2 separate regions of the Homo sapiens genome follow, and region 1 is linked to region 2. Evidence: chromatin loops called from intact Hi-C (ENCODE). Cell type or tissue: psoas muscle. All regions are shown on one strand. Links, peaks and the distances in the headings refer to the core of each region. The heading gives the core; the rest is flanking DNA. Region 1 overlaps ADCY2 (adenylate cyclase 2). Region 2 holds the start of LOC105374646 (a long non-coding RNA gene).

Region 1 (8,721 bases), core at 1,394-6,393, 79 kb before region 2:
GGAGGCTGAAGCAGGCGGATCACGAGGTCAGGAGATCGAGACCATCCTGGTTAACACGGTGAAACCCCGTCTCTACTAAAAATACAAAAAATTAGCCAGGTGCGGTGGGGGGCGCCTGTAGTCCCAGCTACTTGGGAGGCTGAGGCAGGAGAATGGCGTGAACCTGGGAGGTGGAGTTTGCAGTGAGCCAAGATTGTGCCACTGCACCCCAGCCTGGGCGATAGAGCGAGACTCTGTCTTAAAAAAAAAAAAAAAAAAAAAAAAAAACGAAAAAAGAAAAAGAGTTTTACTTACTCTATATCCTTGTCAATACTACTCCCATTTATAAGTTTGATTATCTCTATATTTTCAGAAATTATAACATTTACATATACTGTTCTCCCACACTTGTCTCTACTTTCATTTTACTCTCGGATCTACAGAGTATCCATAAAGTTTGAAAAGAGATAATATTGTTTTTACTATTATTGTTGTTTTTGTTTTACAAAATGAAGGTGTCCTAGAAAACACTGTAAATGTTCACCCATGCTTCCAGTTTCAATGAATACACTGCAGAACTCAGTATATTCACTTATTCAATGGACACCCTAAGTCCTTTTGTCTATGTTTTTCAGTCATTTCTTCTTAGATAATTCTGGTCCTTCAGTCTGGTGCTACTGAAAGTGTTGTCTACCGACTGGTAACTGGTTAAATAAATATAAGAAACTTGTGCCAAATTAAATACATTATTTCACTAAGAACATTGTTTAGTTCAGGCAACTTTTTTTTTTCGGTGCAATTTCTTCCTAATTCCACCTGGGCATGGTTTCCATATCCGGCTCTGCTGGTAGCTTGTACGTGAAAGTTTATTTCTCAACATAAAAATTACATAGGTGCTTGCTAATTTCTCTCTCCTCATTATGGATGAATTATGAATGACTTTTGGATGCTTTCATTTGCTCTCCTTATTGATGCAATTTTTTTGGAGGGATGTGTGAAAAAATTTAGATTATGAGGCCGCCTCAACTAGATATTACTGACACTAGAATACTGAAACTGGAAACTGTAATTTCCTGTTTTTATTCCCAAATGGTTAGCTAACACTTTTTTTGAAGGCTCAAATTAATTTCCCACTGATTCGAAATGACACATTTATACTTGAAACTATTTCTGTTCCAGCTATCCATTTTTATTCTTTTAATTATAAACCATATACATTTTAATATCACAAAAATTCAAGTAATTCTCTACAGATCTGCTTTATATAACTGCCCTGGTTATTCTTGTTTGTGTATCTTCCATACTGTTAGTGACATGTGATTAATCTTCCCATACTTGCATGTGTATTTTGGTTGAGACTGCCTTCATTTGAGAGATTAAAGATGGGAAATTTGATACTTTTTAAAGAACATTGCATCTTCATAAGTGGGAATGTGCTTTATCTTTGGATGCATTGATAGCTTCTCTTATGGCATTCCTTAAAGTTTGATAGTTTTCTTCAAGAAATTCTGAACAATTCAAGTGTAGTTGGGAAATTAATAAGGACCTGAGTCTATATATTTAAGGGTCAATTAAGTACCTGAGAAAACTGACCTAAAACGATTAATGCCAAGGAAATTCTGACCATTGCTTATGTTTATTCCTAGATATATTATTGCTGATATATTCATATAAAATATTCCTAGATATATTATTCATGTAAATAAAGTTATTGCCCCATTATATTTGCTAACTTTTTGTTCCTTATATATTGGAAAGTAGTTAAGCTTCACTCCTAACGTAATTAATCCCTCCATTAATGCTAGTGGTTTTCAATTGAGTCTCTCGTTTATCAGGAGCTAATACTAAAAATGACTAAAATTTACAGAGGGCATACTCTCTGTCAACTATTGTAAAATAATAATCTTATATGCATTATCCAATTTATTTTAACAACAAAATTGTGAAGTATATGGTATTAATATTCTCAATTGAAAAATTAAATATTAAAGCTTAGAGAGGTTAAATAACATGGCCGAATTCATTCAGCTATTATATATCAAGGTCAATGTGTAATAGCCACAATTAGTGATCATTTTTTCTTATCCTTTCTGTATACTTTCATTTTTCTCCTTGTTCAACCAGCTTGGTTAAGTACAGTGTTACCCAACAGAATTAAGAGCACACACCCTCTTTAGTCTTCGTCTTAATGATAATTCCTCCAATGTTACATTCCTAAGAATTTGGAGTTAGCGATTTTTATTAAAATGTTGTTGCTTTTATAAACATTTTATAAAGTGTATAGGAAATTTCCTTTTGATTTTTTATCTTGCTAAGAGTTTCTCCCCTATAAATTAGAGTGGATTTATCAGAACTATTATTCAGCATGCCCTTTTGCATGGTGTGTTGTTTGCCTTCAAAATCAAATATTTAATGAAAAATCATAAGTCTTAGACAACCCCTGATAGTTCCAATCTTTGGTTCTTACATTTTAAACAGGCCATTCACACTTTAATCTTGGACTATGCAGCAGCAACAACCACCCTTCAGTGCTTGCCTAGGAGAACTGCACTTACAATGGGTTACTTTGCAGAGAAAGAACACACATGTATTGGTAGGCGTGAAAGAAAATTATTTTTATAAATTCAGTCATCTTCTACGTGATTACTCCTTTTTCTAAAATGAAAACTTTCCACTGACTGGCTAAATAATTCATTGAAAGTGCCTCCAAATCTATTTCTAAATTTAAGAAATGAAAAGTATTTCACAGACTATTTTTAGATAAGGATGTCAAAATGTTCAGATTTAGCATACTCGCATAACGTTCCAGAGGGAAAAAAAGGTACAGTATGATTGTTCCAGGTTTACTTGTAATGAGACCAACTGCATTGGAAATAAAACACTATTTAAGAAGCAACTTTTATTACCAACAGATGAAATAACTTAGTCTCCTCAAGATTAAAAGCAATTCATAAATACACTCATTTTAGGTCATTTTGTGCAAAAATAACTATCCTCCTTTGCAAATAGATTTAGATTCATTTTCTGGGAACAAAACAAAATTTCTGATATTAAGGTCTGCTATTCTTCTGCAATAATATCCCGTTTTATGCTTATAGCATTAATTTCCAAAGCTAATTAATTTATCCTATCTTAAGAGTTCATGGTAGCAGACTAGAGTCTTCCAAACAAAAGAGCTTGATGATGCAATGAAGCTCGAAATTCCTGACACAGAGATACAGGCGTTTCCTGGCACACAAGGAACAAGGGCACAAGTTCCCACGAAGCCAATTTAACTCCTTTTATTTAGAGCATATTCAGGAGTGAAGTCAGATGCAGAACATGGAGGTGAGGCACGGGGGTGATTAGGGCTAACATACATGTGCAGGCACCTAAACATGGCTTATAGACTAGACTGCACTAAAGATAGTCACCAGGATATTAAATATGGGTTTGCCTGAGTTTTGTTTTATCTTTGAGACATGGAAAATTTGAGCAAGAAATGGTAAAAGCAAAGTGACAGCAGAGATGAGGAAAAGCTGGACAATTCCCCAGACAGGGTGTGGCCAAGCCTTGGGTGCAGCCACTGGCACATCCACAACATGGCAGCTGGTCCGGTGTTCTCTCAGAGAAGCTTGGTTTGGAAGGATGGAGCCAACAGTTACAACACCCTTTCCACTGTCTAAAGTTTAGTCAAACCTACAAGTTCAACTAATCAAAATGAAGTCTGTTTCTTTTTCTTGTTCTTAACACCTTGTTGAATTCTGTTACTTGACACCTTGGTAGGTCTCCAGGCAATTCACACTTTGCTGGAAACCTACAACAGCATTACCAAGTCCTTACTGTGGCATTAAAATGGAGCTGAGAGTCTCTGCCTCCGTAACCACTAACACTAATTAAAGAGTTCACTCCCACTAGCCTTGAGCCCCCACCATCTGCCAGGCCTGGAGGAGCCCTTGGAAACAGGATCCAGACCTTGCTCACTAGGATGGGTTAAGGATGGTGAAATTTGAGCACATGTAAGAAGTACCCAGCTCAGTTTTGAATAACAGGGAAAATACTACAAGAAGCACAATGTCCCATGCAAAGACTTCAAAGTAGAGTGCAGCATGTGCAGAGGGAGGGAAAGCGTAGAGTTGAGAGCAGAGAGAGAAGGGGAAGCCAAAGCACCTGCAGATTCATGAGCTTCAGCAAGAAGTTTAGAATTGATCAGGGGTATGAGGAGCTACAGAAGGGTTCCAAGCAGGGAGTGGGATTTGACCACACTGGAGTTTTAGTAAGATTATCCGCCCTGGTGAGACTGGGTTGCAGAGGCTTGAGCTGGAGATAGGGCAACAGCAGGAAGCAGGTGATTCCCCTGGATGGGTGGACCGAATGGAAAAAAGCACCTGAGGGCTGCCAGCAAAGCAGGGTGCATGTCAGCACCAGAGCTCAGCACCAGCTTGTGCCTCTCATCACTGGGGGCCCCTGTCTGCACATATTTGACTGCTGAGGCAGAACCAAGCCTACATTGCACAGAGCAGGAGGGACCTGGGGACCTTTCCTCTCTGCAGCTCGGCTTTTCCAGAGGATCCTCCTCTGGTTTCCACCGGGACCGGGGAGAGAGCGTTATAGGGCTGGCTGCTGGGTTTATGGACCTGAGCCAGGGGTACAGACTTGCACTTATTTGACTCAGTTTCCTTTCTGCCTCAACCTGCCTTCCCCTAGGCCAGGGTTGCTAGAGATGGAAGACTTCCTCTTTTACTTAGGATGAATCAGCAACAATTTGTGTATCTCAGAGCAGTTGTTGTATCCCGTGATTGAACTCCTGAAGCTCCCAGCTCCACTATCCCTCCATCACTTTCTATGTGTGGTCCTATCTCTCTCCACTAAGAAAACAGAGGACAGCAAGAGCCAATCTCCTCAAATTCACACTCCTGCCATCCCAAAGCTGCATGCCTACTGTCTTCACATCTTCTAGGAAGGGATCCCCCTCTAACCCCACATTGTAGACATCGTCGTTTCCAGCCTTAAACAACAGAGTTCCAGCAATTATTTATTCCTTGTCCATCCATGTTGGTGTCCATTTTCAGATCCTTACAGTTTAAAAACAGGCTTATGTTTCTTTCTTTCTATATAAAGGCACCCGATACCCCCTCTCCTCTCTCCTTCACTCCCCTGTCCTCTTCTTAGAGGAGTAACAGGCACTCACTTCCTCTTATTCATCTTCCTGCCACTCCATTCATAGAAGAGCTGCTACCCTCAAAGCCCTGCTGAGAACCTTTTGGAAGGCTGCCCATGCCCTCATTGACAGCTCATGGAGAGATGGACCCAGGCTTTCTCTTCACTGTCTTTCCTTCCAAACTTACAGATCAGTGCTGACTCCTGGCTTTCCTCCCATACCTCTTACTTTACTTCTGCTTTCTTTTTCTTCATTTTTTAACTCCTTGACCTTCTCTTACATCAATGGTTTGCAATCTCTTTGCCATTAGCCACTGCCCTGAGACACTGAGGAAGTCAAGCTGTCTCCCCACAGCCACACTCTTCCCAGGACATAGCTCAGAACCCCGGCTGAGCACAAGAGCAATGGCCATGAACTCAGGATGCAGCCCGGGCCCTCACAGCTCCTCACTATGTCCTTTTTCCTTAGCAGGGGTCTCATCACAGCCACAGCATCACTACTGCACCACTGAATGCAGGTGGAAGAGCCCCAATCTATAACTGCAGCTCACCCTCCTCTGACTTCCAGAACTATAGTGTCTTCTATTTACCCTTCATTACTATTATAACACCTTCACCTCCCCAAACTGGACTCTGCAAGCCACTCCGTTAACCTCCCCAAACGACTCTGCAAGTCACTCCATTAACCTCCCTCCTCTGGCCTTTTTCTCCTCTCAGATGCAAATCTCTGTTAAAGGCACCACCTTCCTCCCCAGTGTTTAACTTAGGAATCTCAGAGTTGCTCCCACATCTAACTGATCTATAAGATCTGGCAGCTCGATGATTCAATTCTCCAAATATCCATTGCCTCTGGCTCCCTTTCTTGACTCCTACAGTCCTTCCTTTAATATCTGTTCATCTTCTGATGGCTTATTACAGTCATTTTCTAACTGAGCTCCCAGGGGCTGGTCTTAACGTCCTGCAATCTAACTTCCCCATGGCAAAACTGCTGAAACATGGATATGATCACATTCCTCCAATGCCCCCAAAAGATTGGATGATTAATCAATGCTAATGCAAAACATTCCATCCTGTGGTGTGACACTACAGGTCTTTACAATCGCACCTCCACCTATCATTGTGGTCCCACTTCCAAACATGTCACTGACCAACATACGCCCTGTCCTGTGGTCACAGCATGACACAGTGATTTGTGTCCTTCTCACCTCCATCCTTGTGATGGTCCCTTTCTAGGTTCCCCTGTGCCCTTTCAACCTGGTCAAGAATTTCCTACTGAAAACCCAAGTCCAGTGCAGGAGGGTGATCCCTGCTGCTGAGAAGCAGACATCTACAGCACCTGGCACCCTGGCCCATGTGCCCTCCACCCCGTGACACCTGTGCTCTTTCAGGGCAGAGCCCCTGTGTTACTCAGTGCTGTGCAACAGACAGCCTGGCACACACAGGAAGTTCAGTTAGTTCTTTTTAAAATTTAATAAATGACCACAATGTGGAACATGGAAACAGAATATAGTAATAGATAGATGAATAAAACAGAACAACTTGTTTGGTTGTTTTGTGCTTATAAAAAACACATTCTAAATTTTCCCAAATGGAAATAGTAATCATTAAAGAAAGATAAACATTAATAATATAAAAAATTAGTTTCATATTATAATATGATGTCAACAACCCAGTTAGGGGCTATAACTTATATGTTACATAAAGTAGTGATTTTAACATCTATTTTAGACCTAAAAATATCAATGGCTTATGTTCTAAATTATCTACCAAAATTATATAAACTGTTTTTCTATATATAATGCACAAAAAGAAAAGAACAAAAAATGATTCTTCAAAGTAAAAATAATAATGGGTTAACTTGTTCCCTTATGAGATTCACCAGGGATCAATTTTATATAATTAGCATTTTTATTAGTTTCTAAGTCCTCTTACAAACACAAAGATAAATGGAAGAAAGTAGGTAATGTGATAAAAAATATATATCATTTTGAGCCTGTAATCCCAGCTGCTCAGGAGGCTGAGGCAGGGAGAATGGCTTGAAGTCAGGAGGCGGAGGTTGCAGTGAATTGAGATGGTGCCATTGCACTCCAGCCTGGGCAACAGAGCAAGACTGTGTCTCAAAAAAAAAAAAATCATTTTTAATTAGATCATTTTTGAACCAAGCACAGATATGTGAGAATACATCCTGAGTATCATAGAATTCAAGTTATTAAATAGATAAAATTATAATTTGTTGATAAACCAAGTAAAACACTCAGCTACCATTTATCAATTATAGTAAGGCATTCCCCTTATTTAATTTTGTACCTCTTGGATGGCCATGTAACATAATTAATCTAATTGTGTGCATTTTGTGATTTTCTTACTAGTATTTTAATTGTAAGGAGCATGTTATTTTTTAATGCAATAGCATCATCCTTTCCCTCAAGTTTATGTCCTCAATTACGTATATTTCATTTTCAGAGTTTCTATTTCTTACTTGTATCATATTAAATGACACCATTATTTAACAGACACCTGACTTACGGTGACTGTGATTTATAACATTTTTAATGGGTCTTCTCTAAATTTCCAGTTAAGTGACATGTCTGTTCAGGTGGTCTTTGGAAAGGTTGCTTGGCATACCTTAAACCAAGTAGATTTAAGACACTTAACCATCTGTCAGGCAATACCATCCCCAAAATGATGGTGTGCCTGTGTGTGTGTGCATGCATGTGTGTGTGTGCATGCATGCATGTGTGTGTGTGCGTGTGTGTTTACTGGCTAGAGCCTTTGAAATACATGTGCTGATTACCTATAAGGTACATTTCTATTCTTTACATTTATTTTTCAGATTGGGACAATAAAATCAGACTAGGAGAATTTCCATGTCTGTGTATGTACTAAAGCCTCTGTGGCCTCATTGCTCCTAATGTCTAGTGCTAAATTCACCTCATCAAGGCCATTCTACCTCTCAGTGGCAGGCATATCTCTGTTCATGCATTGTTTCCTATTCACCCTACAGGGGTCATGAGTGGGTGAGGCACACAGTAATCAGCTTGCAATGAATTACAAACAGTTAAATACTCTCCTTTGAAAATAGTTCAATTTAATATCATGGAAAGTAACTTCTTAAAGATATAAACCATGGTATTAATGGAATAAAAGAACAACGCTTATAGAAGCTATTCTTATTAAACAACACCTACTAGTTGTAATAAGAAAAAGAACTAATGTCAATTATGTATATTTTAATCTATGAAAACTTTCTTACTGTCATAGTAATAATGAACCTCCAATCACATAGCACATTGCCTCTTCTCAGAAATAGTACCCCAGCCCACCAAGAATGATAATTTTTACCACTACATTCCTTAGAGTCTTTACTTCTGCATTAAATGAAATGTTAAGTCTGTATTCAAAATTCAACCAAAAAGCACAAAAATCAGGAATAACAGGATAGAATTCTAATGCTGAAGCTATACGCAGCTCAAGTCTCCACATCAGTCACCCCATCTTAAGTCATCACGGGACAGCTCAGGTCTGCTAACCTGGGTCTCCAAGAGTGAACCTCCTGCCACACACACACACACACTGAAGCAGAAATAGCAAAGGCAAGTGCAG
Region 2 (8,721 bases), core at 2,299-7,298:
CTGTGACAAATGGAAGATGTTTCCTGACACAATCACATGTCCCCGGGGGGTGCAATCGCTCCCGTTTGAGAAGCACAGGTCTCCTGGCTGAGAGCCAGCCTCAGGAGGCAGACCCCTTGGGCTCAAATTCCTTTGTACTTCAGCCTCCCTCCTGTGCCTTCGTCTCTGCACTTGGAAAGCTGGGGTAGGATGGTGCCCCGCTCATAAACGAATGAGTGAAGTCATGTAAGGGAAGCACTCAGAACAGGGTCTGGCACTGGGTCCAGACCATGCACGTGCTAGCTGTCTGTGCTTGGTGCATGTTGCTGACTATGAGCTACACTCAAGCCACTGTACAGTTTAGAGTTAACCTTATATGAGGTCTGGCCTTGCCCTCAACTGCTGGAAGGTGACCTAGGCCCTTGGAATGTCCTGCCCGAGAAGAGTGTGTTTATTTATCTGGGGGCTTAGACCCCAGGACAGTCTGAATGTGGTTTATGATGGGAACTTAGAGCCCTGTGATGTCAGTGCTACCTCCAGAGGGACTGGAGAATAAAAGTGTCAGCCTCACCTTCGGAAGGCTGGAGACTAAAGGTCAGCTGTGCAGGCAGGACGTGATTGAGCCCCAGTGGAGAACTCTGAACATCAAAGGCTCAGTTGAGCTTCGGCAATAGATAATTCTCTTTGGCCATTGTGACATGTGGTTGTAGGAGAGCAGCACCAGCCATGACTCCACAGAGAGAGGACAACAGGGGCTCCATGTCTGGCGGTTTTCCTGGGCTCTTCTCTTTGCCAAAGTGCATCTGTATTCTCCCCATGTAGCAATCCCTAATCACAGCGATAACGGCTGTCACAAGTTCCGTGGGTTCTTCTAGAAAATTGTCCAATCTCTGGGTAGTCCTGGAAACCCCCCAGCTTGCAATTAGTATCAGCAATGAGAGTGGTCCTGCATAGACTGTTCCCTCTGACTGCATAGCAGGCTCATTCCTGCATCACTTTACAACTATGTTGTTAATTTAACCATCTTCCAGTGGGAACCATTCTATTCTAAAGGATACTGAAAGCAGCCTGCTTTCCTAAGCACAGTGCTTTCTTGAGCAAAGTGAACGTGCCGCAACACTTCCTAATGGCTAATTAAGGGGTATACATATATGAAGTCTGTAGTAAAAGACACCAGGGCTGGGTGCAGTGGCTCACGCCTGTAATCCCAGCAGTTTGGGAGGCCAAGGCAGGCAGATCATGAGGTCAGAAGTTCAAGGCCAGCCTGACCAATATGGTGAAACCCGTCTCTATTAAAAATACAAAAATTAGCCAGGTGTGGTGGCACGTGCCTATAATCCCAGCTACTCAGGAGGCTGAGGCAGGAGAACTGCTTGAACCCAGGAGGCGGAGGTTGTAGTGAGCCGAGATCGCACGACTGCACTCCAGCCTGGGTGACAGAGTGAGATTCAGTCTCAAAAAAAAAAAAAAAAAAAAAAAAAACAGAAGGTAGACTTTTGTTTTTAATTTCATTTTAAACCCCCATTCCCATAGAATGGACAGGGGCAGCTAGAAGTGTTGGGCAGGACTTCAGACTCTAGGAGGGGCAGGACTCGATGTCTCTCCAAGGGGTATGAGCCGGTCCACTGCATGAGGCACACACCCTGCCAATGCTCCTGGCTTAGGAATAGTGGGCAAAAATAGCTACAGCCACTGAGCCTGGCTATGGCCTTTTCTAAGCATCATGCCTTGGGTGAGAGGGCCTAGCAGACATAGCTGTGCTCCTCCCAGAAACATCCCCAGGCGGCAGGTTGAGCTGGCCTCCCAACCTGCAAAATTAACATGGAATACCTGGGCTGAGCCTCATATACACTCACGATCCAGGGCCCCAGTGGCGTGGGAAAGACAACCACAGAATGGTTGGGGTTATATTAGGGGCAGAGGTGAATATATTCGAATTCAAGATGTACGTAAAAGCAAAAATGTCAAGGTACACAGGGAGAGCTAAAACCAAGAAATTTGGCCAACAAATTCAACACCTGAGGGTAGTCAGTCTTGAGAAAATGACTATGATACAAGCATGTTTATGATCCTTAGGGAGATTTTTAAAAGCAGGCAGATGGTGTCAAAAAAACAAAATACATGTTATAAAACAACAACAGCAAAAAAGGTTAAAATACAAACAATAACAACAACAAACCTGAAGATGAAAATACAGTCATCTGTCAATGAACATATGAAATGAGAAGCTACTGGCTGCCAATGGCTGGACAGCATTCTGCTAAGGGTAAGGATAGGATACTGGAGAGACAGTCATGTCCCTGCCCAGAAGTTTATGTTCCAGCAGCAGACAATCAATAAACAAAGAGAGGGGTGTGTCCTGTAATTTAAGGTTCTATAAGTTGCCCTAAGTGCCATGGAAACACTCAAGCAAGGTGAGTGATGTTGCCTTATGAAGTGACAGATAGGGGTCAGGAAAGATCGTTCTAAGGACATGCAACCTGGGGACAAGAACATTCCAGACAGACAAAAGGACCTTATCCTGATTAATTGGTTCTATTATAAATAGTAACAATGATAAAGCAAACATTGTATTACTGGAATCTTCCATGTTCCCATCAAGTTAAACATCTGATGCCACTTACACTCTGTCCTGCCCCACTCAATTAGAAATCCTGGCTAAAATAATTAGACAAAATACTACATCAGAATAAGGTAAATTAAGGATATGAAAGGGAGAAAGAAAATTCTATACAAATAAATTGAGAGTCTCAGATCAACTAACAGAACCCAGAAGAGCCCACGGACACTGTAAGGTCAACATAAAAACAATAGTATTCTTATATATAAACACCGACCAATTAGCAAAGGTAATTTTTAAAATTCTGTTTATAAAACAACAAAAAGACTTTAGGTACCTAAGATTGAGTCTAACGAAAATTATTATTGATTTTATGAAGAAAAAAAAGAGTCTCCGAAGGAACAAAAAGTAATCAGAATTCTTTGATAGACATGCCATGCCATTTGATGAAAAGACGAAACACAAAAAGAGCATATTTCTGGATGTTTTATACACGACCCTTTCATTAATTCTTAGGCTTTAAATATCTTTCATAACAAAAATTTAGAAATTCAATATAATTTAAATCCAGAACCCAAATGGACTTTTCATTGAACATGACAAACTGATCCGTAATAAAAAGTGAGCTAAAAACATTCTGAACAAGAAGAGGTACTTGGCCTCCCAGACACTAAGTCTTCCTAGAAACCTGTAACTTTAAAACAAGATGGCTTTGGTGCAAGAAGAGACCACCAGATCCAGGCAACCGACCAGCAGGATCTTAACTGTTCTCCTGTTTACATTACCTGGGCACCAGTATGCACGCAACAGGATGTCTAGGCTGCTGGGGGAGAAAATTTTTAAACAGTAATTTTTAAAATTACCTTTTCTAATTGGTCAATGTTGATGCATAAGAATACTATTGTTTTTATATTGATCCTGCAGTCGTGGTGGGCTCTCTTATGAGTTCTGTTAGTTGATCTGAGACTCCCAGTTTATTTGTATAGATAGTATGGTCATCTGCAGATAATTAGAATTTTCTTTCTCCCTCTCATGTTTACCTTATTGTTATGTAGTATTTTGTCTAATTGTATTAGCCAGGATTTCTAATTGAGTGGGGAAGGACAGAGTGTAAGTGGCATCAGGAGCACAGAGAGTGAAGGAGAGAGCGGGGAGTGTGAGGGAGAGGAAGAAGCCAGACAGAGCATGGGGGCCGCGCCCAGCCCTCCAAGGGGCTCTAGTGGGAGAGTGATAAAGGAGAGGTGATGGCGCCCGCCGGGTCTTGTGTCCACTATGACAGTGTCCTCTTAGAGCCATAAAGACTAACTTGAGTTCACTTAGTCCAGCCTCCTCCCTTTGCCCAAGAAATGGAGGCACAAAGAGAATAATGGCTTGGCAGAGGTCACATGACTACTTACCAACAGAACCCACTGGCCAGCTCATCTCTGGGCTCTTTCCAACTGAGGCACACCAACAGTATTCTGTCCCTTGACATGGCTTTTGAGCCATTCTGTCCACACCCTCTGGAAACCCTGGAAACCCTCCCTACAGCAGTGTACCCTCACTGGCTCTCTTCTCCCCATCATGGCTCCTCTATTCCTTTCCAGATCCTGTTCCTGGCACACCCCTGGCTCTCAATGTCCCCATCAACCCTGCGACAGCCCTCTCAGCTACTCAGTCACCCTCTCCCTGGATGGCTTCAAAACTCCATGTCTCGGTTGACAAGCTCTAAACTAGTAGCTCACATCTCAGCCTAGGCCTGTCCCCTAGACAACACACCATTTATCACGCTGTCAGATGAATATGCTGGGAGCAGCCACCCACATAGCAGCAGCACTACAGAAAAAAGCCAATAGTTAGACAACACTCTCCTCAGGATATGACCTGAGGCCCAGAGCCTCAAAAGGTGCAAAATGAATGAATGTGGGTTTTTCAGCAGGTATCCGAAGCCACCCCTTCAATAGCTTGTGACCATGTGGAGGGAAAATCAGTGTCACAGAAGTAGGAAGGGTCTTTAAGTAGGAAAATTCTAGTAATTGAGAAGGAATTTAAGGACAACAACCAGTCCTGGAGGGTTGCAAGCACCTGGAGAAATAGGAAGCCTAGACAAGGCACTCCGGAAACAGAAGGACTGAGTTGTCGAAACTGTGGTTCGAGATGTAAAACAAGGCTACGGACAGAATTGAAGCTCAGCTATCCGAAACAAGTGACAGTATGAGGCCCCGGCCAGCTCCTTGGCTGTGGTACGATGGGTTTGCTAAAATGAGGACAGAGTGACTTTGACCATGAGTCAAAGACAGCTATTTCAAAAGCCTTTGTTCTCTGTGCCTGGCTTATTTCACTTCCAGTTAGACAGGAGGAATAAGATTCAGTGATCTATTGCATAACATGCTGACCATAGTTAATAATAATGTATTGTATATTTCAAAATTGCTTAAAGAGTAGATTTTAAAGCTTCTCACCAAAAAACTATGGAAGTGACATGTTGCATATAATTAGATTTAATTTTATATTAAACACATATGTATCCAATTATACACACACACATATACATACACATACACATCTATACAAATACACATACATACAGATATAAATACACATACATACAGATATAAATACATATACCTTGTACCCCATAATACATACAATTATAATTTGTTGATTAAAAATAAATTTTAGCAATATAAATCGAAAAAAATAGACTCTGCTCTCAGTTATAGGACTCCTCTTCAAAGTTTAAGGCCAAGTTGTTTACAGAACTAAGTATGTCACAAATCAAGACATAAAAGAAGTACAAAAAATATTTTCACACCTTACCTGGTCCCAGGGAGAGACGGTGCCTCCAAAACACATGAACAGGTATCCCATGGCAACAAGGCATATCCATATCACCAACGAGAAGAGGCGCAGCAGCTTCTTAAACACAGACTCGATGCAGACCAGGATAAATATCGCAAAGAAAATCGCCAGGGCAGTTGGAACTGTTATTAGAAACGCCACATGGTCTTCAACTTCCTGAGGAGATAAAAAAATACATGGAAAAGTTACCATTTAGAGACACTGTGATACCAATGATTTATGTTGTTAAAATGTCATCAACGCTTGTCAATGTCAGAATATATTGGGTTTAAGAAATTGTTTTGAAAGTAGAACAGTTTGAACATTTAAAATTCAAGTTTCATAATAAATAAGCATGTTTTTCTAAATAGATAATCCAATGTTGGATATTTAAAATAGGACAAACAATATCTCATCAAAGTTACATCTTCCCTGATAAATGCAGAAATGGATTTTATTCAGAAGTGAATGTAAGAACACATTAATGCCAGGAGAAAATAAGACAACCAACTTCTCTCCCTAAATCAGAGGAGCAGAAAAACCCCGGCCTTAGAAAACTATCTTGCAAATGGATTTTAAATGTTTTATTTAAAAAACTTCTTTCAAAATTATCTGTTTTTATGGTGATGAGCTTTTATTTTAATGCATGGCAATTAATGTTTTGATGGGATCATAGGTTAATAGAAAAGGGTCAGAAAGTGCTGAATATGGAACGTGAGGGAGCGGGAAATGCATACAGGAGGGCGCCATGTTTGTTATTTCTCTCTCAAGAGAGATGGAGAAAATAAAATAACAAACATGGCAAAAAGAAACAAGCAAAAAGAAAATGGGCATTTATTATTCACTTCTTACTAATGTATTTCTTTACATTTATTTTGACACACAATTTTTTTTTATTTATCTCTTCCTTACCACATGACAAAGACCCACTATTTCCATTCTACACAAGTTCAACTCCACATACAGACATTATGTTTCATTTGATTACACAAGCCTGGGCTTAGGCTTTAGCTTCTGCAAAACATTATGCTGGAAGCTTGCTATGGACAGCGTTTACTATGGAACAGAATACAGTGTAAGGTCTTTAATCCTCACCCAAACATGTGTAGTTAACAGAAATATCCACAGACACTTCTATTAAAAAAAAAAACCGGCCGGGTGCGGTGGCTCACGCCTGTAATCCCAGTACTTTGGGAGGCCGAGGCGGGCAGATCACAAGGTCAGGAGATCGAGACCATCCTGGCTAACACGGTGAAACCCAGTCTCTACTAAAAATACAAAAAAAAAAATTAGCCGCGCGTGGTGGCAGGCGCCTGTGGTCCCAGCTACTCCGGAGGCTGAGACAGAGAATGGCGTGAACCTGGGAGGCGGAGCTTGCAGTGAGCCGTGAGCGCGCCACTGCACTCCAGCCTGGGCGCCAGAGCGAGACTCCGTCTCAAAAAAGAAAAAAGAAAAAAAAAACCCCAAGGCTGGGACCATATATGGGACTTACAAAGGGACTGTCTGTCTGGTGATCTCTATTCTTTACAGGTGGGCACAAGGTTCATTCCACCCACTGGCAGCTCTAACTTCACACTGGAAATGGCTCCATGCAAATACCAAGCAACGAAGCACAGGGAGATGGGGAAACAGAGCAGACCAGCCAAAAATCCACACGGAGTCTTGGTTCCCAAGGAGGGAAAAAGCCAGAATCCAAGCCCTCTTAACTGACATCGTTTCCCTTTCTCTCCCACAATTATGTGTGTTAAATGATGCCTGGGAAAGAGGCAAGAGGAACAACAAGAATGGTAAATGCTAGTAAGTGCTACTTGTGCTAAGCAGGCTTACATATATTAACCTCTTTAATCTTTACAACCACCATCCTGGTAGGGGCAGGCAGGATGGGGGGCACTAGTGTTAGTTCCATTCTACAGCTGACGAAACTGAGGCACAGAGAAGGGCTGCCATGGATTGTCCAGCTGGTGGGTGAGACAGGCCTCCAGCCAGGCATAGCCTGTGGGTCTGTGGTCCTGCAGCAGACAGTGAACTCAACCGAATGGGGCTAGTTGTTGCCGTGGCCGAAAGAATGTGTGTTTCCAGAACTGGCAGAAAACAAGTAGATCAAATGAGATGTTCTTTTTCTCTCCCTCCACTGCTATTTTTAGCCACGATTAAGTGCCTAAGTTATTACTCTTACCCTCAGACACAGTTTACAATTGCTGCAAAAGGGTATTAGGTGTCTGCCAGGCTGCGAGCACTCCCCGGCACTCAGACACCACGAACAAACGGACACGTGGGACATGACAGCGTGTTATCTGAGGACATCAAATCTGAGATTATGACCACTGCACACATGGTGCCATGAAAACTGATTTAACTTAAACCTCCCCAAATGAGCCTCACTGAGCTGTGGACAGAAAACTAACCAGTAAATAATCAGGAAACCTATTTCCTAGTATGACTTTTTTTTCCAGTCATTTCATTATCCCAGCAGGGGTGAAACAATCATTGACTTTACTGGCTCTTAGATCTCCAGAAAGACTGAAAAACCATGCAAAAATATGCATGACTGTAAAGTGACAATTAGTAGAGCAGGGAACCAGGGAACAAGAAGATGCTGATATAGTCCTTCCAGGAAGCAGAGAAGAAACGGAATGACCTGTAAGAGCTTTCCCGTGCTTCTCTTTTTTTTTTTTGAGACGGAGTCTCGCTCTGTCGCCCAGGCTGGAGTGCTGTGGCGGGATCTCGGCTCACTGCAAGCTCCGCCTCCTGGGTTCACGCCATTCTCCTGCCTCAGCCTCCCAAGTAGCTGGGACTACAGGCGCCCGCCACTACGCCCGGCCAATTTTTTGTATTTTTAGTAGAGACGGGGTTTCACCGTTTTAGCCGGGATGGTCTCGATCTCCTGACCTCGTGATCCGCCCGCCTCGGCCTCCCAAAGTGCTGGGATTACAGGCGTGAGCCACCGCGCCCGGCCGTGCTTCTCTTTTAAAGGATCTCTCTGTCAACAAGACAGAGACCCAGTGTCTTATTTTTCTGGGTAAAGTATGTAAGACTTGATTTTGATTTTGGTTCTAAATTGTAAACTCTCTATTTTTTCTCTCTCTTTTTTAAAAATCAGATCCCCGAGATGTGATTTGTCAGGGCTGCAGGTGACTTCTCCATCATTAATCACAGTGAGCACAGTGTCTGGGTCCTACAGCCCTCTTAGAGTCCTGCAAAAATGTTTAAATTTCTTTCAAAATGAGAACAGCCAAAAAAGCACAAACTCTTAGGGTCAAAGATTACATACATCTTTATGACAATGCAGTTGCAAACTATAAAGAGGACTTTGACCTCTGAAGTCCTAATCTAGGTCATGATCCTCAGTGGCTGGTGGTGTG

The links. Peaks named below come from ENCODE experiments on the same cell type or tissue, not always from the same donor. Only the 100,000 strongest peaks of a DNase experiment are listed, where the experiment ranks them.
Region 1: it touches region 2 in a loop (1.9-fold over the local background); 1 of 110 quality-filtered maps calls a loop at or near these places.

What each region holds. Positions count from the first base shown.
Region 1 is chr5:7,489,786-7,498,506 of GRCh38, reverse strand. All of the region lies in intron 2 of ADCY2 (adenylate cyclase 2), which reads right to left. Among named protein-coding and RNA genes, the nearest start is that of ADCY2, 98 kb to the right of the region's middle. In psoas muscle, for the core only: no CTCF peak of the experiment used is centred there; a DNase peak (open chromatin) is centred at 3,546; H3K27ac peaks cover 2,382 bases.
Region 2 is chr5:7,411,388-7,420,108 of GRCh38, reverse strand. ADCY2 (adenylate cyclase 2) reads right to left here. Exons shown (of 25, transcript NM_020546.3): 2 at 5,339-5,536. LOC105374646 (a long non-coding RNA gene) reads right to left here and starts at 5,071. Exons shown (of 2, transcript XR_925763.3): 1 at 2,159-5,071; 2 at 1-879. RefSeq lists an enhancer at 1-202. In psoas muscle, for the core only: no CTCF peak of the experiment used is centred there; a DNase peak (open chromatin) is centred at 4,748; H3K4me3 peaks cover 1,842 bases; H3K27ac peaks cover 5,000 bases.